3 separate regions of the Homo sapiens genome follow, and regions 1 and 2 are each linked to region 3. A link is a loop called in an ENCODE intact Hi-C map of the cell type or tissue named here. Cell type or tissue: ascending aorta. All regions are shown on one strand.

The links. Hi-C counts contacts between places; a loop is a spot of excess contacts. Peaks named below come from ENCODE experiments on the same cell type or tissue, not always from the same donor. Only the 100,000 strongest peaks of a DNase experiment are listed, where the experiment ranks them.
Region 1: it touches region 3 in a loop (2.7-fold over the local background); 3 of 110 quality-filtered maps call a loop at or near these places.
Region 2: it touches region 3 in a loop (7-fold over the local background); 6 of 110 quality-filtered maps call a loop at or near these places.

Annotation. Positions count from the first base shown.
Region 1 is chr4:3,717,152-3,725,151 of GRCh38, reverse strand. No RefSeq gene overlaps it. Among named protein-coding and RNA genes, the nearest start is that of LINC02171, 43 kb to the right of the region's middle. RefSeq lists enhancers at 791-1,593, 2,922-3,422, 3,423-3,923. In ascending aorta, no CTCF peak of the experiment used is centred here; DNase peaks (open chromatin) are centred at 1,821 and 3,331; H3K4me3 peaks cover 383 bases; H3K27ac peaks cover 4,908 bases.
Region 2 is chr4:3,704,405-3,712,404 of GRCh38, reverse strand. No RefSeq gene overlaps it. Among named protein-coding and RNA genes, the nearest start is that of LINC02171, 31 kb to the right of the region's middle. RefSeq lists an enhancer at 7,718-8,000. In ascending aorta, no CTCF peak of the experiment used is centred here; DNase peaks (open chromatin) are centred at 1,724, 3,594, 4,034, 4,634 and 2 weaker places; H3K4me3 peaks cover 1,209 bases; H3K27ac peaks cover 1,423 bases.
Region 3 is chr4:3,654,714-3,662,713 of GRCh38, reverse strand. No RefSeq gene overlaps it. Among named protein-coding and RNA genes, the nearest start is that of LINC02171, 19 kb to the left of the region's middle. RefSeq lists an enhancer at 1,544-2,188. In ascending aorta, no CTCF peak of the experiment used is centred here; DNase peaks (open chromatin) are centred at 4,083 and 4,613; H3K4me3 peaks cover 676 bases; H3K27ac peaks cover 2,063 bases.

The sequences.
Region 1 (8,000 bases), 62 kb before region 3:
CCGTGGTCCCGGGTACTGGAAAAGGCTGCGCTGAGCCAGGACGTCCGGGTCCCACCTCCTGCTCCCGTACGTCCCCAGGCAAATACCTCAAGCTCTCCCCGCCTCAGTTCCCTCCACTAGAAGCCGACCGTAGCACGGGTTGGCGCCTCCTTGATGCTTGGAAAGTGTCCCTTCCCCGCGGACCCTGAGTACCACCCTCCACAGGAAGAGGGCCAGGCAGTCTCCCAGGAAGGCCGGCAGGTGCCAGCCCTCGCACGCACGCTGTGATTGCGCCACACTTAAAACAACTTTTAAAATCACTATTACTCCTCTACTAATTGTGCTCATTGCTCATCCCTTCCTACCATCCTCATAAATCACATGTAATTGTTTTCGGCTAATCCTTTAGAAACCCATTGTTAACTCAGCTCCTCAAAGTGTCTGCCCACGCCAGTGTGGGGCGGGGCACAGCGTGGGGCAGGGCACAGTGTGGGGCGGGCCACTCTCGGTGGTTTGGGCAGGTGGGTATTTGGTTTTTGTCTTGGCTTTGGTGCTTTGATAGCACCTGGACGGATGCTAAAATTTCCTCTGGAAGTTGGAAGCTGGCGTCCCAGCCTCATCCCAGAGCCGGAGATGAACTGCCCGGTAACAACAGCCGCGGCCATCTCCAGAGGATTAATTGGGTGCGAGCTCCTGCGCTGGGCGTTTTACCTCATTTTACCTGCATTCTCTGCGTTAATCCTCACAAGAACCTGATGAGGAAGCGTCGTTCCGCATTTAATCACCCAGGAAGTCAGGGCTCAGAAAAGTGCCTGTCACTAAGAAAATCACTTTTTCTCCCTCCCGGCCCTCCCTCTTCCTCATCCCCCCAGCTCTCCTCGGCTGGAGCTGCAGGAGGGGGTCCCTGGCTCTCCTCACTCTGTCTCCTTGGCAGTGGGGGCAGCACCTCCTGGGCAGGGCTGGCTGCCTCGCCAGAGCCCCCTCCTGAGACCCCCTTCTTGGGGCACAGCTGCACCAACTGTGGGAGGGACGAAGGCCCCTGGGCGACGCTCAGAGCCCCACCCTCGGGGGCCGTGGGTGGAATTTTAAGCTCAAGAATATTCTTAAAAAGTACCCATGCGGTTAGTTAAACCTCCTAAAATAATTGCAGTCAAGCAATTACATCTTTTAAGGGCCTTCAGAGGTGCTAGGATCCAGGCTCATGTATTTCAAGACCAAAGCAAGTCATTTCGTGCCACGCCTGGGGTGGGATTGCTTTGGGGGCTGATCCTCTCTGTTCAACAGCTGCTCCCGGATTCAGATTCAGGATTCGTGGGGGTGCAGGGTGCAGTGCAGCCTTTTGTGATGACGCCCCTCCTCCTGCCAGCCTGCACACCTCCAGGCCAGGGCAGGGAGCCTGAGGATGAGCCGGGAAGGCCAGGAAGGGGGAGCGTCAGTGCTTTCAGATTCCCAGCAGAAGAAAGAGCAATTCTGCACAAGGCATTTTGGAGAAGTGGCTGCCTCCCAAAGCAAGGCCTGGCTGGCAGGGCCAGCTCCTGCCCCTCTTGACCACCTAGGCTGTCCTCTGCAGGGAGGGGCAGAACAGCTGAGAGGTGCAGGTCCTAGGGGCCCGCCCACCCCTGGGCCCAGAAGCGCTTTTGGGAGTCATTCCTCCCTCCTCTCTCTCTGAGTGTGAGTCTGGCATCTGCATCTTCCGTTCTTCCTCCCTCCCTGTCTTCCTCTCTGTCTCGCCCTCGCCCTCCCTCCCTTCCTTGATTCCTCATGAAACACTGTTGTGTGCCAACACCACAGGGCAGCAGTGATTCCAGGCAGCCCCGACCTTGGGGAGCCTCCAGTCCTGAGCTGGCAGACAGCAGGGTAGGATTACAGGGGATGGGCACAGGACTCGAAGTGGGTGCCTGCACGGTCCGGGGAACCAGGGGTGCTTCATAAAGCAAGGAGGCGGAATGTAAGATGACCACTCAGCAAAGGTCACCCCCGGCCCCCACAGCACCACTGGGAAGCTGTCTTGGCAGTAGGGCCGGAGGGTTGCCAGCGTGAGTATTCTGGGCCCACACCACAAGCATCTCCTGCCTCTGCCAGTCCCTCTACAAGTGCCCAGCCTCCACCATGAAAAGGGCATGACTGGCTGGTCCCCTGCTCCCAGCAGCAGGGACGAAGCACAGAGCAGAGGAGAACCCTCCGCCTGGAGCCCTGCCTAGCCCCTGCCAGCTCACAGACTCAAGAGCAAGAAAGAAACACTTTCTGCTGCAAGCCATTGTGCTGGATGGTTTGTTACGCAGCTTTCCTGTGGATAGAACTGACCCATGCAAGGTGACTCTAATTCTGGAACTTTCAGCCAGTAGGCCTGGGCTTTGGGGGATGAGCAGCCTGGACAAAGGGAATGGTGACCCAGGAAGGGGTGCTGAGCCTGGAACCAGGACTCTGAGCCCACCCCTGGCTCTGCCCACCCTGCACACTCCTCCCCACCCAGCCAGACCCAGAAGGACGCCCTTTGCGGCTGGAATCCAGAGGCCCAGGGACGAGTTTATCTGTGGGCCCAAGGGGCAGGGTCATCTGCAGAGTCAGCTAAGCCAGACTGGAGTTGCAGCAAGACCAGGGAGACCCTCCCACGGGCCCCTCACCATGGGCTCTGCTGTGGCCACACCCCAGAGCCCATCTCTCACCTGCACCTTCCTTTCAGGAACCCTCTTCTCCCCCAGTTCCTGCAAGAGAAGCCAGTTGCACCAATGGACTAACCCCAGGCTTCACCTGCCCCCACTTAACGGTCCATACCCCCCCACCCTCCACCCAGCCCCCACCTGACCCTCCACCCAGCCACCACCTGACCCTCCACCCAGCCACCACCTGACCCTCCACCCGGCCCCACCTGACCCTCCACCCCGCCCCCTCCTGACCCTCCACCCAGCCCCCACCTGACTCTCTACCCAGCACCCACCTCTGGACCTGAGCTCCTGGCCTTTCCTCTGCCTAGGAGAGTCATCTCTGCCCATGATTCCCCCCGCCCCCCGCCGTGGCCACTGCCCATCCTCAGGACCATGTCTGCCACTCTGGTAGGCAGCACTCCACCTGCATCTGATGGCCCTGGGCACTTTCTGCATGTGGCAGCTTGGTATTGGTTCATGTACCTGTGCATGGCAGTGAGCACTGAAGCCACAGGGGCCCTCGGACAGGTATGCACCTGGACTCCTGCAGTTGCTAGGATGCAGATTCCCAGGCCATGCCTCCAGAGAATCAACTGCATTTGACTCAGAGGTGGGACCCTGGAATCTGTACTCCTTGGGCCACATCGAGAAGCATTACCCCTGCCAGCCACAGGGCCTGGGTCTGACGCACCACCCTGCCCCCTCTCCTCCCGGGCGTGGAGAGCAGGCATTTGTCCCAGGAAGCTGGTCTCCTCCACCGCCAGAGCTCTGTGCCCAGAGGACATTCCAAGCTGTCAGCCTTGGAGATGAAGAAAAATGGCCTGGTTCCCCCCTCTGGAAGAAACACTCCATTTTGGCTTCCTCATTTGGAGAATGGGCTCCACCATCTTGGACCCCTGCCTGGGACCCAGGCGAGTAGAGACCACAGCCCCGTCCCTGCACTCCTGCAACTCTGGCAGATGGTGGTCAGCCCATCTCTCCCCGACACCACACACCACCCTGCTCTGGCCCTGGGGCACTGGCATTCCTTCAGGAGGTTGGACCCAGAGGCTTCAGGGCCCCTCCACTTTGACAAACCTGAAAGGAGACCTCTCCCAGTTCCCTCCCACCCCCAGCCCCCAGGTCCCAGCCCCACGGGAATGACAGACGGCAGGCACGGGCCTCCGCCTCCACAGCTGTCCCAGCCCCACGGGAATGACAGACAGCAGACACGGGCCTCCCCCTCCACAGCTGTCCTTCCCTCAGACCAGGTACCTCCTCTTAGCTCCTCAGACCCTAAGCTGTCACAAGAGTGCTGGGTGGCCCTCAGGACCAGAGTCTCCTGGGGCGATCACTGAATGTGAGCTTACTTTCTCTTCCCCGGGCCCCCACTCCCACCAGAGCTTGGGCTGGGCCATGGGGCACAGGCAGAGGAACCCCCCAAGACCAGGGCACAGGGCCCACCCCGAGACTGCATGACCACAGAGCACACTTTTCCTCGGAGCCAGGTAGGAGGGGGGTTCATGGCTGCAAACAGGGTCAACGTTTCCTTCTCCTGGGTTTTCAACACAGAGGAAGGAGATACAGATAGCACTGAAGAACAAAACTTGGTACCTCAAAATCAAATCCAGTTCTGAATAGCATTTGTTATTCAGCCGTCCTGCAGCTCTCAACACTGTGAGTGGAAATTTTATGTCTTGGAAGTGAGACCTTTTACTCCCGGGGCTCAGGCAGAAAAGGCCTGAATCATTCCACAACAAATTAACTCCCAATTAGCCAGAGCATCTCAAAACAACAAAGAAAGAGCACTCAGTGGATTTCCTCCACCTATTTAAACATTGCTTTCAACATGGTGCAGAGATGTTTACTCAAATACACATTACAATCCCAGAGGGCTGAACAATTAGTCTCGGCTTTCCAAGGCAACCGTGTACTGACTTGTTAAGGAAGGCACCAATTTATCAGATAAATAAACCATTTTTAAGGCGGCTGTAAACTGATTTCTATGTTTACTTAAATGGACTATGGTGATTCCAGTACCTGCTTATTCCACCTGTTACACAGAAAATAAGCACAAATTGGACCTCACACTTTGATTTTCCCGTTCCCGCCTTCACAGGTCCCCTTCCCTCTGTTCACTCCTCCTGGGAGGCCCGGCATGTATCTCCTGAGGATCTGCGGCCACGTGTGGCCCTGGGAGGCCTGGCATGTGTCTCCTGTGGATCTGCAACCACATGTAGCCCTGGGGACAGACACTTGGAACACGTCACCTGTCTCCTGTCTAAATGTATTGGCCTGTTCCAACCCCATCGAAAAGACCAGAAAAATGGAAACCGTGGCAATGCTCACAGCACTGGAAAGCGTGACTTTGGGAGACCCTGGATCACTTAGTGCCCCCGGGATGAAGCTGGGGAGGGCCCGGGGCAGGATAGGCCACCAGCCACCAGTGCCGCGACATGGCAGAGTGAGGGAGGGAGTCGACAGCACTGCAGGGGCGCAGGGCACAGCCTCGTGGTGACTTCAGGGACAGTTGCACACAGCATGAGGGCAGGCGGCCTGGGAGCTCAGGAAGGCCCGAGGGGTCTTGTCACCCTGCCAGGGTGTGTTTTTGTGAGCTGGTGGTGGCAGGTAGGGGGCAACCAGCATGGGTTTTTAAGCAGTGAGGAGACTTTTAAGAGAATGATTTTTTTTAAATCCAAGATGAAAATGGCTTTATAAAGCCAATATCTGTTTGCAGTTAAAAAAAAATAGATAGTATAGAAAGCTATAAAGAAAAGAATAGAAATCATCCCAAGGCTCCCACCCTGAAATCACAGTCACAGGTCAAGTTTTGATGAAGACCCTTCCGAACACCAGTGTCTGAACACGCACATTCATCCCTCGGTGCAGCTGGACCTGCTCCATGCTCTGTGACTCGCTTTTGCTGCTCAGTAATAGGTTCTGAATGGCTTTTTCTGGCAATGGACTTAGACCTGGCCCATCACTTTCAGTTGGATGGAATTCCTGTTCAGGATGGACCCAAACCCATGAGATGGGTCCCCTGTTGAAGCACATTTAGGCTGGTCCAGCTTTTCAACATCATAAACACCACTGCAAAGAGCATTCGCCCCCTGCATGGAGCCCTGACCGTGGGAGGAGGTCCAAGTCGGTCCACACACAGCCTGCTTGGTGCCAGGCCCCGCTGGGTGGGTTCGGGGTTGGGGGCAGCTCAGAGCCAGATTATTAGGCAAATGTGTCACGGAGCCTGACTCTTACATACAATACAGTCACAGATCACCAACATTAGAGAAGACCACTGACATGAAAGACACATCCAAATGAGAGAGGAACTGGGAGCAGAGAGACTCCCTCGCCCAAGAAAAAGAGAGAGCCTCAGAGACCTGAGAGAAGACCATACATTCAGAAAATAAGACACAACAGAGTCCCATAGAAAATGAACATTCAGCCCCGATGCCTGCATATTAATAAATGACCACAGACAGCAGAGCAGGGAAAGTGAGGACACACCACAGGAGAGCAAGAGAACAAAGAGACAAATGTGGTGAAGGATGGGGGAGGTGTGGGAATTGGAGGAAGAACCCAGAAGAGCCAGCAGTGAGCAAAAGCATTTCTGAAGGAGAGGATGGTGACTGTGGAAGGAGGAGTGTTCACAGCAATAACTCACACCTGTCCCAGAACAAAGACCACGAATAAGAGCCCCAGGACCTCCAGAGTCCAGTACGAGGCACAAATACAGAGCCACAAAGGTGCATTCGTGTGCAATTTTACAGCACCAAGAATACAGTTTTCAGGGGAAAAGTGGAAACAGGTCACAAACAGGATGAGGAGTGAGAATGGATTCCAGCTTCTCAGTAGCCACCCTCTGTGGCTGGGAGAGAGTGGAGCTGAGAAGGTTCAGGCCCACCCCCTCCTGGAATTCTATACCCAGCCCTGCTATCCACAAGGCACCAGCTATGGACAAAGATTCTCCATTTACTCAGAGTTTACTGCCCATGCCCCTGGGTCAGGACCTCCTCCATGTTTCTCCTGTGATATGCACCACCACACAGAGGAACAAAACAATATAAAGGAAGACACAAGACCTAGGAAACGGGGTTCCTCATAGGGAAGAGACAGGATGTTCTCTCAGGGTGACAGTGGAGCAGCTTAGAGCAGGAGAAAGAAGAGATGTCCAAGACAGGGGTTCCCAGAGAGAGAAGCGGGCAGAACAAGCCACCTGCTGTGGGACTAGCCACCTGCTGTACCTGACGTGAAAGAGAATAAGGTCGCTGCTTTGTTGAAAAGTTCAGGGCTAGAATTAGTAAGGGGAACACGGAGAACCGAGCGAGGAGAAGTGCAGGGCACAATATGAGGAGACGCACGGAAGGGAACACACGGGGTAGGGACTGCGGTCGGCCATGGGGAGAGGGTGGAAAATGTGATGGGTCACGGCAATGGTTTAACTAACGAATTGCTTTGTTGCTTCAACCAAATTTAAAAGATTTAATCAACACGTTGATGTATTGATTAGTATTTGAACAGTAATTAGATCCCAAACATGGTTTTCCTGGATGGGGAGGTGGGGAGGAAGCGGGGATGAGGCCGTCTGCCATAGTCAGAAGTCAAGAGGCGGTATCTAAAATCTGAAAATCAACAGCAGATTAAACATGCCATTTGGAAATATAGAGAAAAATACCAAACTAGTGGAACCAAACAAAAACAAAAACAGATGAAAAGTTGAAAGGAGTGGCTCCCAGGGGAGTGAACTCATGGCGGGAGAGGGGGAGGGTGAGAGATGGTTGCTTTTTAGGATAAACCTGTGAGAATGAGTTGGCTTTTTAAATTATGTACTTAACATAATGTTTCCATAAAATAAAAAACTATAAGCAGGAAGCTGCTGATTTAGAAATTGGTCATGTGCTTTCTGTCTGGAAAGAGCAAAGCATTTAGGGCAGGGCCTCCCCAGAGCCCCCACCGCCCTGCACTCAGGCCTCCACCCACCGCTGGAGGTGGATGCTGGGACCCCACTCTAGTTGGTGCAGGGCCAGACCTGCTCAGCAAGAGCGGAGGAGGAAGTCATCAGAGCCCTGCCTGGTCCAGGGCTGGTGGAGGGAGGCCCGGGCAGTCTAGCCAGATGGGGCAGAGGTGCTGTCTGGGCCCAGGTCCAGTGACCCAGTCAAGTTGACCCCTAACATCACCCATCACAATGACATGGTGGGGTCCCAGGAGGGCCAGGAAGTCCTCTAAGGCATTGTTCGTGCTGTTCTCTCGCCTGTAACACCCTTCCTCCTGCTTCATACAGCAAATTTCCACTTCAACTTCAAGACCAAGTTCCAGCATCCCCTTGGGAAGGCCTTTTCTGACCCCATGACTGGACCAGGTGCCCCTACATGTTACTGGCCTTGGGCACCCCTCATT
Region 2 (8,000 bases), 50 kb before region 3:
CAGTAAAGGGGGGATCCTGTCCCTCAGTATATTCCATCCTCCCTGTGCTATAGAGAGCAGAGGAGAGAAGACCTAGTCCCTGCCCTGAGTCGAGGGGGGCCTGCTGGATTTTGATGTCTGTGTAGGAGTTTGCTAGGCACCCCAGGGCAAGGATGTGCCCCAGGTGGCCGGGTCATGGGGAGAAGCAGAGGGTGTTGGGGAGGTGGAGGCAGGGTGGGCTGGCTCTGTCCTTCTCCCTGCCACAGGCTCTGGTTTGGGGTGAGGAGGAAGAAGTTTGTTGTCCACAAATATGACCCCGTCATTTCCCAGCTCAGGGACTGCCTATACAGACAACATCCGAAGACCCCAGTATGATTTCTGGGCTGCGTTGGTTAGGGGAGCGCACTGGGCTGAGGCCAGCTGGGACGAGGACCCACAGGGTAGGGACGGGGTAGACAGGGCCAGCCCTGGACAGCCCCGCCCCTGGTGGCCCCAGGATGACCACAGTTGGATGCTTGAGTTCTGGGGTGTCCCCTAAAGCAAAAGCCTCGGTGTTGCCGTCATAGCTCAAAGCAGGTTTGGGGCAACTTTGTGATACTCCTCATGGTACGCCCACCTCACTTCCACCACTGGTGACGTCGAGAGCCAGGTAACGACGCCCCATCCAAGGGCCGTGAGAGGGAGTGGTCTGAAAGCACCAACACCGGGGGCTGGCACAAGGTCTCACTCATTCATTCCTGCATTCATTCATTGAACAAATAGGTCAGAACTCCTGCTGTGGGCCTGGCCCTGCCTGGACTCTGGGGAAACCGGAACAAACAGCCAGCCTCACACATCCCTGCCCGCCGTGTAGCAGACCTTGGGCGGAGGAGCAGGCAGCCTCTGAATAGTCAATCCACGGCCAAGAAGGTCCACAGAGGGCGAAGACGGCCGCACTGGGGACGGGACGGGGCGTCTGTGCGGGTCTCCTTCTCCTCTGCCCGAGGGGTCTGCTCCCACCCTCTTTCTTACCGAGCAAAGCATGCCCAGACCTTGATAAGCTCAAGCCTGCTCCTGACCACGTGGAAGGGAGCAGCTCCACACGGGCCAGTCAAACTCTGCAGACAGCACAGGCTTTGCATGTGGGAGACAGAGCAGCCGGCTCCATCACCAAGTATGTTGCTGATGCTCATTTTCTCGGTTTTTTTTTGCCCAAAATGTCAAATTGCTCTGCTGCGTGCTCCTGATAGAGGCCTGACAGGGCCGTGGGAGAAGCACGGTGGAGGGTGGTGCTAGGAAGACAGGGAGCTCGACGAAGACCCTGGTGGGACCCCTAGGGGATGTGGATCTGGAAGCTTCCTGGCCACCCCAGGAGCTGCAGCTGAGGAGCTGGCAAGGGGGGTTGGGTATGCCATAAGTGACACAGAGCAGGAGCAAGAACAGGCCAGGCTGGCCTCGAGTGACCCTGGACACATGCCCCCTCCAAGCCAGGCCCCACACCTGCAAAATCAGGGTGGGTGGCCATCGCCACCAACACAGCGAACCCGCAGCAGGACCCCCTTCACTCCAGGGTCCCCACTGCCACTCTGTGTCTGAAGGCCCCCCGCAAGGAGGACCAGAACCTTCTGTGTGCCTCCCCGCACACACTGAGTTAGAATTCCACTGGAATGCGGAGCGTGGTCAGGCGTGACCTCCCTCCATGCCTCCTGACAGGAGGCACAGCCTTCTCCCACTCCCCCACCGCGGTGTGCTGGACTAGCAAATTCCAGAGCAGAGAGGCTGTGGCCATGGAAACCTGGCAGACCTCAGATTCCCCGGGACAGGGCAGGAGCAGGGCCGGGAAGGGCCTGGCAAGCCCACTGCGGGGGGTGGGTGGGCAGGATTGTCAGAGGATGGCCACTGTGGCAGAAGCCTCAGAAGATCAGACGCTTCCAGAGTCTGGACGAGCCGCCTTCCCGGCCGGTGCTTCCCGGCTCTCTGCCCCCTGGGTGAGTGTTCTAGGTGGGGCTCCTAGAAGCAGGGATGGGTCCAGTCTGATCCCTCTGGGTGTCCCAAGTGCTGGATACATGGTTACAGGGCAGCAATGTGGGGCCGCTCAGCTCTCTCCTCCAATTCTCTGGAGGAAAGCACCAAAGCAGGCTCAGAGAGGAGAAGCCACGCCCCCAAGGTCACACAGCTTGGACTCTGCGGAGCAGAGATCGTAGTCCTGGTCCTTCTGACTTCCAGGCAGCAGACAGCCCCGAGGCGTCCCAGAAATTAGCGCAAAGTTCTGCAACCGGGTTAGGAAATCATCACCCTGCAAACCCTGGAGCGGGGAACTTGGTTGAATGAAATTCAGGTCAGGAAGGCTGGAGGCCTCCGGGCCTCCTCCCCTGGATGAGCACGCTAGTGCTCCGGACGAGGCTGTGAGTCCGCAAGCCTTCGGTAGAGGATTCTGGCTGCTTCCTTGTGTCTGGGGCGTGAAATCCTGACCATGACCTTCAGGAAGCTCGTCCCCCTGCCAGGAGGGCTCCATTGGCCCTGGCCCAGGTCCTCGGTGGGTTTTCACAGTACCTGCAGCTCCCCTCACCTACTCCATGACAGCCAAAACAACCCCAAACAGAGACCGATTATTAATTTGAGCCCTTCTCACCTCCTGTTACCCCCAAAATGCATCCAGACCTGGGGAGGTTGTGGGAAGGGGCCTCCTTTTCACAGTCCTCCAGGTCCCTCTTAGCACAAAACAGCATTTTGGGGTGCGGCCTTGCTCCTAGACCGTGGTGTGGACAATCAGCCAAGAGTGCAGCACCCCTCCCTGAACAACCCCCATGACGGAGGTGGTCCCGAACACGTCGCTCCTGCTGAATCATCACCCCTAGCCCAGAGCCAGGCACTGCAGGCCTCAGCACTTCCTTGTTGAATAAATATCATGGAAGGAAGCCCTAAGAAGTCAGTGGCAACAGCTCGTATATGTCAGAGCAGGCGTCTCTAGGCTCCCTCCATTTCCGTCCTAGAATTCAATGGCTACCATAACCCCCCATCCCCAGTAGCTGATTCCAGCAGCGAAACCCTTGTAATCCATGTCCCAGTGGGAGTCCCATGCCACACATTCACAGAGGGCTCCCACGGCCAAAGTCTGGATATTAATTAGGATCCAAGAGTGTGACGTGATGAGCAGTTCTGAGGCCTGGATCTTTGCTTTCACCTTTGAATGTGTGAATCATGGAAGTCCGGGCAGCCTGGAGATGTGCTGGCATGCCTGGGACCTGAGCTGGTCTGAGGTGGAGCAGGTGGGTTTCTGATAAATCCTATATGCCTGAATGTGTGAGTGGATGGGTGAGGGGATGTACAGGTGGGTGGGTGGGTAGGTAGCCTGGGGAATGATTGTGCAAGGCTGGGGGAGTGGATTGTGGTTGAATAATTGGATGGATGGATGGATGGATGGATGGGAGGGCCCAACAAGGGGCTGAGAGGCCTGCAGCCCAGCCCGCTGCCACCAGCACTGGCTGAGGTCCTTGGAGGGTGCAGTCCCAGCAGGAGGGTTGGGCATGGCTCTCTGCCGGCTTGGTGTCCTTCTGGGGCACACAGGGATGCTGGAGGCTCCATCCTGGTTTTGAGACCCCAGGGTCAGAGGCTCCAGGTAGCACCTGCGACATCCTGCACTGAGTCTTGCAGAATGGGATGGGATGCAGGTGGTGAGGGGAAACTCTAGTGGGCCGAGTGCTCCAGAGCGAAGGCGGGCTGGGGTATCTGCAAGGGCTGGCCTGTTGGTCCCTCCCTGATGTGAAGCCCTGCGGACCTCCATCCCTTCAGTGCTGGTGGGTTCGTTCACCCCTTCTGCAGTAAATTCAGGGTGGACAGGGGAATATCACCTTCCCCTTTAAAGAAGAGGAACCAAGTCCCAGGAGGGCAGAAAGACTTCTGGGGGCCCTTCCACCCTGCAGAGGCCAGAGGCAGCTCCGGCCCCCTGGCCACCTCCCCGTTCTGTCTCCACGATGGTTTCAGGAGGAAGTGGGCGTCCGCGGAGGCAACCACATGGCCCTTGGCTTGGCTGTCCCCATCACCAGCCCCCAGTCCCCTAGGGCGGGGCCAGGCTCTATTTCGGGAGTGAGAATGGAGAGAGGCGGGGGAACCACAGGCTCCCCAAGGGACTGCTGCCTCACAGGAGTCATCCAAAAAATTCCTGCCATGCAGCCCAGAGCAGATGGAGCCAGTGTGTAGCCAGCAGAGCCCCCAGCGCAGTGGCTGGAGGAGGGAGGGTGCGTGGGCGTGGGGCGGAGAGAGCCTGTACTGGGAGCCAGAGGCCTGGGTACAAAGCCTACAGCTTCAGTGTGCTCTGAGAGAGTAGGCAGAAGTACCTCCCGTAGGCCTCGCTCTTAGCTCCTAAATTGGCTCACGCTGGCCACAGCTCACACTTGAGGCCCCACACCAGGCACTCATCTGCCAGCCACCCCTGCCTGCAGGAACTACCATCGGCCAGGACCTAAGTTGGATGGATCTAATCACCCCATCTCCAGACACGCTGTACTCGCAGCCTCAGCTCTCTGCCCTCTGCTATTCTGCCCGGTATGACCAGAACCACCCTGGACACAACCCTCCGCCACTGGCACATTCTGCTCCCAGACACTCCAGCCTCCTCCAGAACCCCCTCCATGGATATTCCAGATGTGGCGGTCCTGCAGCCTTGGACTCCCTCGGCCCAACACACTGATGAGTGAGTAAGAGTGTAGCTGAGCTTCCAGGTCCTGCAGCCTCCGGGGAATGTCCAGGGTGTGGATAGACACTGGGCCTGAAGCTCCAGGCTGTGGTCAGCGCTGGGATGGAAGGAGGCAGGTGCACAGGGAGCAGAGGCCGGGGACACAGCTGACTGACCCTCTAAGCATGGACAGAGGAGGAGGTGCTGGAAAACAGACGGAGAAGGAAGGGAGGGAGTGGCCAGGAAGCGCTCTGCAGCAGCGACTCAGCGTCCTGCATCTTCATGGCATCCAAGGCCCCATGCCCAGAGGAGTGGCGGCAGAGGAAGCTGGGTATGGCTTGTGGGGTGCAGTCCCCCCATCACTATCTGGGGCCATTTGTGCCAAAACCAATGCACTGCCACAGCCCCTGAGTCCAGCACATCCTCGCACCCTGCGTCCCTGGACTGTGGTCCACCCTAGCCAGCAGCACCCAGAGCTCTCCTAACCAGGCAGGAGCTCCATGTGACAGATGAGGAAACTGAGGCCAGGGCAGGTGGCGCCGACCTCACTCCAGAATAGGCACGGACAGTGGGACCCAGAATGCCCACGGGCACCATGTTGGGAGCTGGATGGGCACTGAGGGTGAGGCTGGACCCCTTTCTGAAGGAGGGACGTGGTGTCTGCTCCTGTACCCCATGGTGGGTGCTCACCATCTCCCCAGCCCACAGTTTACTTGGACAGCCCCACAGTGACCCACTTTCTCCCCGAAATGGGCTGGATCTGCCTCTAGGTGTTTTCTGTCTCGGCCCAGGCTTTCCTAACACCGGCTGGTGCCATCCAAGCCTCCTGCAGGGTCAGCAGATTTGCAAACCACAGGTTTCTCCAATTTCTTTGGAGAAAAAAAAAAGGAAAAAAGAAAGAAGGAAATAATTTTCCAAAGTATTATGTTTCTTCCCAATAAATCAAGGCCACCAGGCCTGGCAATGGCCCCAGACTTGTCGGGCAGCAGAGCTTGGTGACACCCTGGGATGGGCTGGGAGCAACAGAGCTTGGTCACACCCCGAGATGGGCTGGGGAGGTTTGGGTGTCCAGCATGGGGAGTGGCTCCTACCTGGAGCCACTGCCAGGACGGGAGCATCTCCAGAAGCCACCAGGAGGGGATCTGGCCCAGTGAGGTGGGCAGGGAAACTCCTGTCTACCCCCGCACGGATGGCAGGGCCCCTGTGTTCACAGGGTAGGGAGGCATCACTGCTTTCCAGGTGTGAAGCGGGGGTCTGGAGGCCTCTCTAAACCAGCTCAGTGGCCACCGTCAAAGTTCCTTCCCTTTGACAAAAGTTTCCGGAGGCTGTTAGGGGACCACCCCCAGCAGTCCTGCCCCACCCTGACCCCTGGAAGGCCTGGGTCCTCCACCACCAGTGTCAGGGACGGGCAATCAGGGCTCACAGCTTTTCGGGAAGGGAAAGATGCGTGAGGAACATGGTGGCCATGAGGCCCCTGGGTTTGGGGCAGGGCTATGAGGCACCCAGCCCAGCACGGGGCCCACCTGTGCTGAGGAACTGACAGAAGGTCGCTGGCCGTCCTTCAGGGACACGGTCACATGGTGGCTTTAACAAGATGTGTCCACATCCTGATCCCTGAGCTGGTGAATGTGCCCTCACATGGCCGAGGTTGTGAGGAGGCTCAAATCTCATGCTGGACGCTTGGAACCGCTTGCTGCCCTAGGAACTGCTCTAGTTCACAGCAGCCCACCAGACAGAGGGAAGCTGCCGCACCTGGGGCCTCTGTCCTAGTGGAGAGGGCAGGTAGAGACAAGAGGGACAAGTGGTGAAAAGAGGGCCATTGTGTAGACGCTTCTCTGTGCCACGGAGGAAAATGAAACAGGAAGGGGCTGAGAGGTGTAGGGTGGGGGCTGTGGCTTACAAAAGGTGCTCAAAAGAGGTCACATTAGATGGGGATGCAGGAAATGGGGTCAGCAGCACATTTCTGGAGGCTGCCTTCCCAGCAGGCAGGCAGCAAGAGCGAGGACGTGGCGCGTCAGATGGGAGCTGCTTCCGGGCCCCACCTCCAATCCAGGCCTCGCGGGGGCGAGACTGGAAGGACCCAAGCACTGTCCCAGCCATCCCATTGTCAGCCACACAGCCTGAGGCTTGGTCTGGAGCCCGCTGGCAGCCCATGGGCCAAGACCGGCAGGAGGGCCCCCTCAGAGGCCGTTCCAATAACCCAGTGGAAAGGTGGCAGGCTGGGAGTCAGCGAGCGATTGACTTAGGGTGGAGGACACATCTCTGGATAAGGGATGGTCAAGGAATGCCAGGAGGACTGTCCTGTGGACATCACAGTCACCGACGCTGGGGCTGCAGCCTGCCTGCCGCTAAACACCAGGACAGCCCTGGAGAGTTGGTTGGACATTTATAGCAGAGGGAGCGTGTGTTTCATCCCCTAGCCTGCACCTCCCAACCTGGGGCTTTAGGTTGGAGAAAGGGGGCTTCCCCACCAAGTAAGCCATGTGACTGGACGTCTCTGCACCTGAGGCAGAGATCATAACCCCAGGGCAGTTTGACCCATTTAGGGGAGAACAGTTTCCCTCCCTCACCTCAAAAGGCTCCCACTCCACCCACGCAAAATAGCAATTAAGAGTCGAGCCAGGAAAAAGAGAAATAATTAATATTTTCTCCAAAGCAGAGTTCCTTGTTTAAGAGCTAAATAACACAGAGACAGCTTAACCGCTACCCAGCACAATCAATTCTCTCTGGTTCTAACCTGCTCATGTGTGTTTCTTTAATCAGAGCTATTAAGAGACATTTCTGAGAGCTTCAATGTGGGGTTGTGCTGGGTTTTTGATTTGCCAGAAATGATGATCGGGATGATTATACGCCCACACGAGAGGCGCCTCAGCAGAGGGTCATCCTGGCTTCACAGTCCACAGAGCTGGAGGCAGCGCCGGCCGTGGGCACTGACTGGTCCAGTCCTCCCAGCAAGTTCCTTCCTTTCTCTGTGCCTCATCTGTGAAATGCAGATTCCACTAACAATCTCTAAGTGGTTATGGGAAGTAAGTGGCTTTTGACATGCAGAGGTGATAGAAATAGCGATCTTTATCGCTATCTGTTCGTAACAAGCACTGGGTCTAAGCACCTTAGATTTACTCGTTAGCTGAAGCCCTGCAAAACCCCCACCGCTAGATTTCACCATGATTCCCACTTTACAGATGGGAAAACCAAAGCACAAGGTGTAACTCACTTGCTGTCCAGCAGAGTAGCAGGTGGGGACACTGGGGGCTCAGAGGGTCATTGGTTGAGTGTGTGGTGCTCGGGGGAGTCCCAGGGTGGACCTTGGGGAAGAGAGTCCACGTGGACGTCCCCAGGGAAGAGGTTGAGGGGAGGCCCTGGAATT
Region 3 (8,000 bases):
GGGTTCTCCCACTAAGTCACGCAGCTTCCAAAGCTGGGCGACCCCACCCACCTCTTCTGCTGTGAAAGGGGCCTCCTCACCCGGGACGCAGTGCAGGGGCTGTTGCCATTTCAGGAGAGTCCCCTAGAGGCCAAGGACCCCACCTCCCGAGCAGGTTGCAAGACCTGCATTTGGGCGGGACTGTATCCCCAGAGTCAAACGGCAGCTGCGGAAACAGAAGCAAGCTTACTTTCTTTTCCACTGAACAAATTCAACTTTGGGATGCAATGAAGCGCGACTTCTTCAAATGGACAAACAGGTAGCAAGCGCTGACTTGGGAGAGCGATCTCTCAGAGTAAATTGTAGGACAGCAAAGTCGCAAGACTCCTCTGCTGTTCCCAGATAGGACTTTCCAGGCACAACTGTGCAGTTGTAGCTGTGAGTGCAGGAAGGGCTCTGCCGGAGGCTCAAGGGCCTTCCCTCATCCGCCCTCCACGCGCCCTCATCCTCTCTCCACGCGCCATCCCTCCTGCCCGCGACCTCTTCTCCAGCGGTGAGCCAAGCCACGTGGCCGGCAGGGGTCCTGGCCGCACTCTCCCCTCCCGGTGTCTACTGTCTGTGCCATGTGACTTTGCCTTTGCTCCCACCAGCCTTGACTCTGGTTCACTTGTGAGTTGTTTGATGGCAGAGGTGATGAAGCAGGGCCTTGGTGTGTGCCTGAGGGGTAACCAGGAGGGGAATACACCCTAGGAGGGCAGCCTCTGCAGCCTGGGCCCCAGGACAACCACCGGAGGAGGGGGACCTGCGTGGGAGCCACATCCATCAAGAGCACAGCGTGAAGCAGGACCAGTCAGTCCTTGCCGTGAGCAGACCTCAGCCGACCCTCAAGCCCGAGAGGAACACGCGCTCCCCTCCTCAGGCCAGGGTGGACGCCTGCAGCTGGTCTGCAGCAGCACTGACAGGCGCGTTTCCCCCACAGCCCCTCTCCATCAGACACTGTGTGAGACTCCCGACAGCTCCAGATCACTCCTGTGAGCTTCAAGAATTCAGACCTTTTTATTTGTTGTTGCAAGGTTTGCAAAATCCTTTTGGAGTATTTTGATGCATATAGAATCTTCCGGAAGGTCTGGGTTTTGTGCCTGAGGACAAGGCTGGTGGTGGGCAGGGTATGTTAGATAAGTGGCCAGGCCCTGGTGAATATTTTCATTTTGGAAGGCACTAGCTCTGAGAATGCTGCACACATGCAGGGGTGCCCTGGGCACCTGCCCCTGCCCGGCACAGGTCGTGGGAAGCTATTAGGAACCCTAGACTGGGTATCGGATCCCAGCTGTATAGCCTCCCTTTGCTGTTCCCTCACCCCGTGAGATCCTGGGGCAGGCCCTCCTCACTGTGGGCGTCGCATGCCCCATCTGTCCAAGGGGACAACCAGACGGGCTCTGGGGCCTTCTGAGGCCAGCTCAGCTCTGGTCTTCGGCCCCGTCCACAGCCCACCCTCCGCTCCCCAGCTCCTCTGAATTCTTGTCACTTTGGCTTGGCTGGCAGGGAGGGCACCCCCAACCTGCCTCCAGCCTGCAGACCCCCCTGCCACCCACTGTGGAAGGCTGGGCAGGAGAAGGGCCACAACCCAGGTGTCCCCGTCAGAGTTCTAACTGTGTGGCTGCTTCTGACACACGCAAGGGTGTTTTCTTCCACCTCTGCCTCCCTGAGACAGCGTTTCCCTGGGGAGCCCTGAGCACTCCCTCACTCTACCACCCCTTCCTTTCACCCCAGGGCCCCCAGCTGCCTCAGGGCCCTCTCACCTCCTGCCACAGTGACAAGGTTAGGGTCAGGGTCAGGGTCACCACACACAAACACACACAACACACACACACGCACACCACACACACATACACACCACACATCACACACACACACACACAGCACACACAACACACACTATACAGCACACACACACTACACAGCACACTACACAACACACACACCATACACATCACACACACCATACACATCACACACAAGCCCTGGCCATGAAGGGCCGACTGTTAGAGCTGCTGTTTAGCCTCCTGGTTGTCGAGGGAGAGCAGTCGCCTCCCTGCAAGTCTGCCATGCAGCTGGCTTCTCGGCTGGGTGCCGAGGCTGGGCTTGGTTCCCTGGGCCAGCAGCTGCAGGTGTGGTCTGAGCTCTGCATTTCAGGATGGCTGGGCGGTTGTCCGCTTGTGTGTTCAGACACTCACAGCACAGCTGTCTGCATCTCGTGCCTGTCTACCGGGGGATCCTGACCCCACCCCCTGGGAAGACCGTAGGGGATTACGTGAATGACAGGGCAGACACCAGCCCCTGATACAAGCAACCCCACAGGGCCGCTGAACCGTGACCAGGATTCCTGTCCTCAGGGAGGTGATTTTGGACCCACCCCACCCCTCCGTGCAGGCAGGTCGCATTCAAGTTCCTTCCGTGACCCGCAAGAGGTTCGGAGGCTCCCAGGTCCCCAGCCCCAGCCCCTGGTCTGTCACAGACGATGGGCGGTTCCGCAGATCCCCTCCAGGCTCTGCCCAAAGCTTGCCTGTCTCTCATCTGGGATAAGCTGCCTGGTGTGGGTTACAGTCCAGAGGAATGTCACCCGCAACCACTGGACATGGGGAGCCCCAAAGAAATCAGGGTTGGACCAAGGGCCGAAAATGAAGGAAAAATGTGCAGGGTGAGACTACGTAGGGGGACAGCGCTACATATCCATGGGGAACACCGAGACCTGAAACATCCGGGGACAGGTGTGTGCCCAGTTGCCAGTGACACCAGGCTCTGCACTGCCGGGAGAGGCCAGGCAGAGCCATCTTGGTGAGAAAGCACCGGATAGCCCTCCCCAGACAAGCGCCCCCTCCCCTCATTGGTCAGGGAAGCCACTGGGGACCTGGGAGTTTTTGGAAGGGCCTGTGGGGGATCAAAGGGAGGAGGTGAGCCCAGAGAGCTGGCTGCAGACTCCAAGGGAGTGGCTGCGTGTCCCAGCGGGGAGGTCCATGCTATCCAGTCAGGTGGGTGGGCATGTGCCTGTCGGTGCAGAGGCAGATAGCAGGGGCTGGAGTCCAGGAGAGAGGTGGCCCCTGCAGCAAGTGTGTGGTGGGGGGCGTTCAGAGGGAGCAGGGAGAGGTGTGGGACCCCTGCTCACCAGGTCCCTGGTTTAATAAAACGTGACCAGAATGACTCCATCTTGAAGTGTGTAACTAGGCACTCACAAGGCACCTGTAAGGTAATGCTTGTGTTCTGAAAATAGCCACATCCTAAGCTGACCACCAGTGATAATTGCAGAATATTTATGGCCATACAGGACATCTCCTGGCAAGCCTGCAGGACATCCAGATGTCCTGAGAGTGCAGGCCACTGTGCTCAGGGATGAGGACAGTTAGCGGCTGAGGCTGGAGGATGCACGGTCACTGACAGTCCTCGGTTGAGTGAGAGCATCTGCACGTTCCAGGCTCAGTTAGAGCTCCTGATGGTTTCTTACGAAATGGCAGCACCAGTGGAGGATGCTGCCTTCATCCTCCCGCTTTTGGAGGACGCCCTACTCTGTAATGAAGTCATTTCGAATCAACTTGCCTCTTTCGCAGAGCTCTGTGACTCGCTTGAATTCTTTCCTGAGTGAGATCTAAGAACCCGTGTTGGGGTCTGGATCGGGACCCACTTTTCTGGCAGCAGCACATCCTCCAGAGCCCTTTCTGGCTGGGGACTCAGGGAGCTTGTGGGCCAGGGCAGAGAGACAAAGGAGAGGAGGGAAGGCTGGGGACAGGGACAGAAGGTCCAGGACAGACTTGGGGGCCGTTAGCAGAAGAGACCAGAAGGGCCCAGCAGGAGAGACCACGTCCCCGAGGCTGGAGGGCGGGTGTGTGGGGAGATGTCAGATCTGCAGACACCGTGTGTCTAGCGGCCCCCATGTCGTGTATGTCAAAGTGTGCAACTCTGCTGGAGCCTGGAGCAGGGCAGGATGGAACAGAACAGCCTTTAGGGGAAGGGAAGGGGACCGGGGGCTGGAGACCAGGGTGCCTCATGCCGTGTGAGGTTGGGCAGACGCCAGGAGAAAGCCCCAGCCTGGCAGGGAGCCCGGGGCTTCCTGGGGCTGCTGAGAGCTGGCCGGGGTGCCAGCGGGTTGGATTGTGGGGTTTGTATCCTCCTTGTTTTGAAACAGGGACAAGCAGCCTGCTGAAAGCAAACACAACTGCAAGGTAAAATAAAATGCTAGAGAAGCTCCCAAGGAAATCTGAGCCCAGGGAGAGGAAAGACGGCCGAGAGTGACTAAAGCAAGGCTGGTCCCACAGTGAAGGCCCCAGGCACTGCGACCCTGGGAGAGGCTGCCAGGCACAGGGGAGGGGAGGCACCAGGAGGGTCAGAGAGGAAGCACACAGGGGAGTGGGGACCAGAGACAGGTCTCCCTGGGCCCCTCTGCCAGGCCCAGCCGGGTGGAGACGGGCTGTGCCAGGAGAAGCCTGAGCCAGGGTTCCAGGACGCCCAGCCGGCTCCTCGGTGGAGGAAGGCGTGGCTCAGAGCTCGGCGCTCCAGGCCTTGGTGTGAGACTGAAGAGGGGGTGCTGTGTATGTGTGCGGGCGGGGGGGTGCTCCAGGCGTGAGGCATTGCAAGGCATTGCACCCTAGGGATGTCATGGGATTGTTTTCTGGTGCAGGGTTGGCAGCCTCCTGTGGGGCCCGGCCGCTGTGTGTTCTGAGCTCTGACACCTCCTCACCACTGGGGAATTCATGACGCACTCCCCGAGAGGGCCAGGGCGCACATACTTCGTAGTTACATTGAGTTAAGAGAATGTTATTTTTAAGTATTTTGGAAAAACACTTGAAGAAGCCAGGACAAATCCCCAAAGCCATGTCAGAGATCCCTGGTTTAGGGGCGACTTCCTCTCCCTCTTCCAGCCTCACATCCTCCACCAGCGAGACGGAGGGTCAGCGACGGAGACGCCAACATTTTCCTCCAGTCGTCTCCTCTTAGGAAGAAAAACGAGCTTATTCTCACCAAAGTGTCAGGGGCTGGGTTTGTCATCAGCATGGTGTGTATTCATGTTTGAAAAACCAGAGAAAGGGAGTCAGTGGGTAGGCGACAAGGGTCACCTGAATGTGGACCTGCAGGCAGAGGGTGAAGCCCCTGCCTTTCCCCCACCCCAGGCAGCCCCCATGAGAGGTGGGAGAGGGAGCCGGACCCCTCCTCACTCAGACCCCAGCCAGCGCCTGGGCTTGGAGTTGGCGCGTTGCTTCCTGGCCGTGCTTCTGCCCCTTGGGCCCTCACTTCGCTGATCTGTAAAATGGCACGAGAATAGTTGTATCCATCCTCATGGAGTTGCTGAGGGGATTGATTGAGAACATGCAAAGTCCTTAGCACCTTAGCACAGGGCCTCCACTTAGGTGCTCAGTAAACACCAGATATTACCATTAGGCACCTGTGCAGAGAGGGGGAGCGGGAGAGGGAAGAGGGGGACCAGGGGAGGGAGGGAGCCCACATCCCCGGGCACAGGCAGACTTGACATCCTTATTTGCATGAAAAAAGAGTGCACTGGCTTCCGGGTGTCATAAACCTCCTGTTTCAAGTACGCACAGCCAATTTATTTTTATGAAGCACTGAGGCCTTAGACTGTCTGGAAGCTGATTGGCCACACTCGGTGCCATTTCTCTCCCGACCTGCAGGCTTTCCTGCCTTTTGTTTTGTGTCTTCTTTCCTCTGGGCAGAGCGGGGAGTGGATTCCTCGGCTTCGCATTTTTTCCTTTTTTTTGCAATAAATGAAGAGGAAACAGATCCATAGACACAAAGGTGTGGCCTGGCCAGCCCTGAGCATCTGAAGTTTGAGATCATCCTTCTAGGGGGCTCTGGGGCTCAGGCCTGGGCCAGGAGCCAGGCCCTCCCTGCAGGGTGTCCTGCCACAGCTCACAGTGCATAGGCCACCAGCACACATGCACCTGCCACGCGCCAGACCCACAGAAGGGATGAGGGAAGCCCTGGGGGTCCCGCCAACGATGCTGAGTCCACAGCACTGCGGTTTCATCTTCCTTATTGTTGTCACAACCCCAGACCCTGGAGCGGGACACAGCACACCTGTGCCCCATGAATATCGCGGTGTGAATGAGTAAGTGACAGAAAGCACGGATGGGCGATTTTAAAGAATAGGGACCTGTGGGCTGTGACGGGCAGGATGCCTGCGCCCCAGGGCTCACGGTCTCGGCAGGGATGTGGTTTTGGTAGCCCCTACATCGAGTGAGGACTTCTGTGATAATGACCACTGTCAATCACAAGAAAGAAACTGAGGCACAATGAACAGAGAGAGTTTATTTGGGTCAAGGTTGAGGACGGTGGCTGGGACATTGGGGGTGCTACCTCGGCCTTTGTTACAAGCAGGTTTTAAAGGCAAAGCAGGTAAGGAGTGGGCGGATACAAAGTCCTCTGACAGGAGTTCTCATTGGTTTAAGAGACAGCATGGATCGGTGATTGGCCGTCACCATTGATTCTAGAGGATGAGTTACAGGGTCCAGCAGGAGGCACTTTATGGCTACCCGGTGTCAGCCTAGAGCCCATACAGCTGGCAGATTCAAGAGGTCGTTCTCTAGCTCGAGGGGGAGTGGGACGTGGCTGCTGTCACATTTTAATGCCTCTCTGGGCCTGATAATTTAACGGAGCTCACATTCCTCAGATTAAAAGTTTCTTTTCTTTCTCACATAAAATGCTGGCACAGGGTCAGGAGCATGGGTGCTCTGTGGTAACAATCATAAATGTGTTACATTCAGCTTAGCAGAAAGCTGCCTCCTTCTGTATTGTGAGTTCCGCCTAAAGGTTTCTAGGTCTGTAGTGAACTGTACCTAACTGCAGGTGTACAGACGTGACCCACTCCTGCAGCAACCAAGCCGGCTGTTTCTGGACGTCACCTCCATCTCTGTGGGCAAATGCTATCCAACCGCGGGGCCACCCTGGAGTCTCTCAGAACCTATTCCGCCCCCAGGGGCTGCCCAGCTGAGAATCGTTCCCTCCTCAATCAGCTTTAATTTGCCTGAAGTTTTTCTCTGAACAAGTGCAACAAGGGAGGATCAGCCTCAGGGGAGGGAGGGGGACAACCCTGGGGAGGGAGGATCAGCCCCGGGGGAGGGAGGATCAGCCTTAGGGGAGGGAGGATCAGCCTTAGGGGAGGGAGGATCAGCCCTGGGGGAGGGAGGATCAGCCTCAGGGGAGGGAGGGGGACAACCCTGGGGAGGGAGGATCAGCCCCGGGGGAGGGAGGGGGACAGCCCTGGGGGAGGGAGGGAAGATCAGCTCCAGGTGACTGAAGACCCTTGGCCTCCTTCCGGTGCTGCCCAGAACCGGGCTCCTTATCCAGCTGGGGGAAGGGATCCATTTGGACCCTTCTGTCTTCAGGAGGTAGTGGGGACAGACTTGGTGACAGGGTGGACAGGTGAGGGTTCAAGGAGGACAAGAAGAGCCCCAGCAACCGCAGGGCAGCCAGACTCTGAGGGGCCACAAGTCCAGTTGCCCCAGGCACCGGCTGCCGTGGCACATTGTGAAAGGCTGAGTGTCTCCCGACTCAGAGAAGCTGGTCATGAAGACACCAGAGCCAGCAGAAGGGATCACGTGCCACCCAGCATCTCCACAGAAGAACGGGTCACTTGGGCCCTGGCCCTGGGTGCCCATCACAGAGAAGGAAGCAGGGCAGCTATTGGTGGGCAAGTGTCCCCCGGTAGATGGAGCCATCCTGCCCCCACCATCCTGGAATGGAAGGGTCATCAGACTTGGGTTTGAGGAAGACCATGCCGCCAGTGCCGCATATGTCAGAGGGGCCAAAGTGAGGGTGAGACTTAGGTGAGTGGTGGGGTCACAGAGAGGAAGGGGTGGGGCAGGCCTGTGTCCTCACAGGACCCTCGTGGGGTGTGGCATTACCCTACTCCACAGACCTCAAGACCCAGGGCCAGAAGCAGTGAGCAACCACCCACGGTCACCACCGAATACAAACGCGGGGCAGGGGCAGGCTTCATGCCCAGCACCCATGCACCA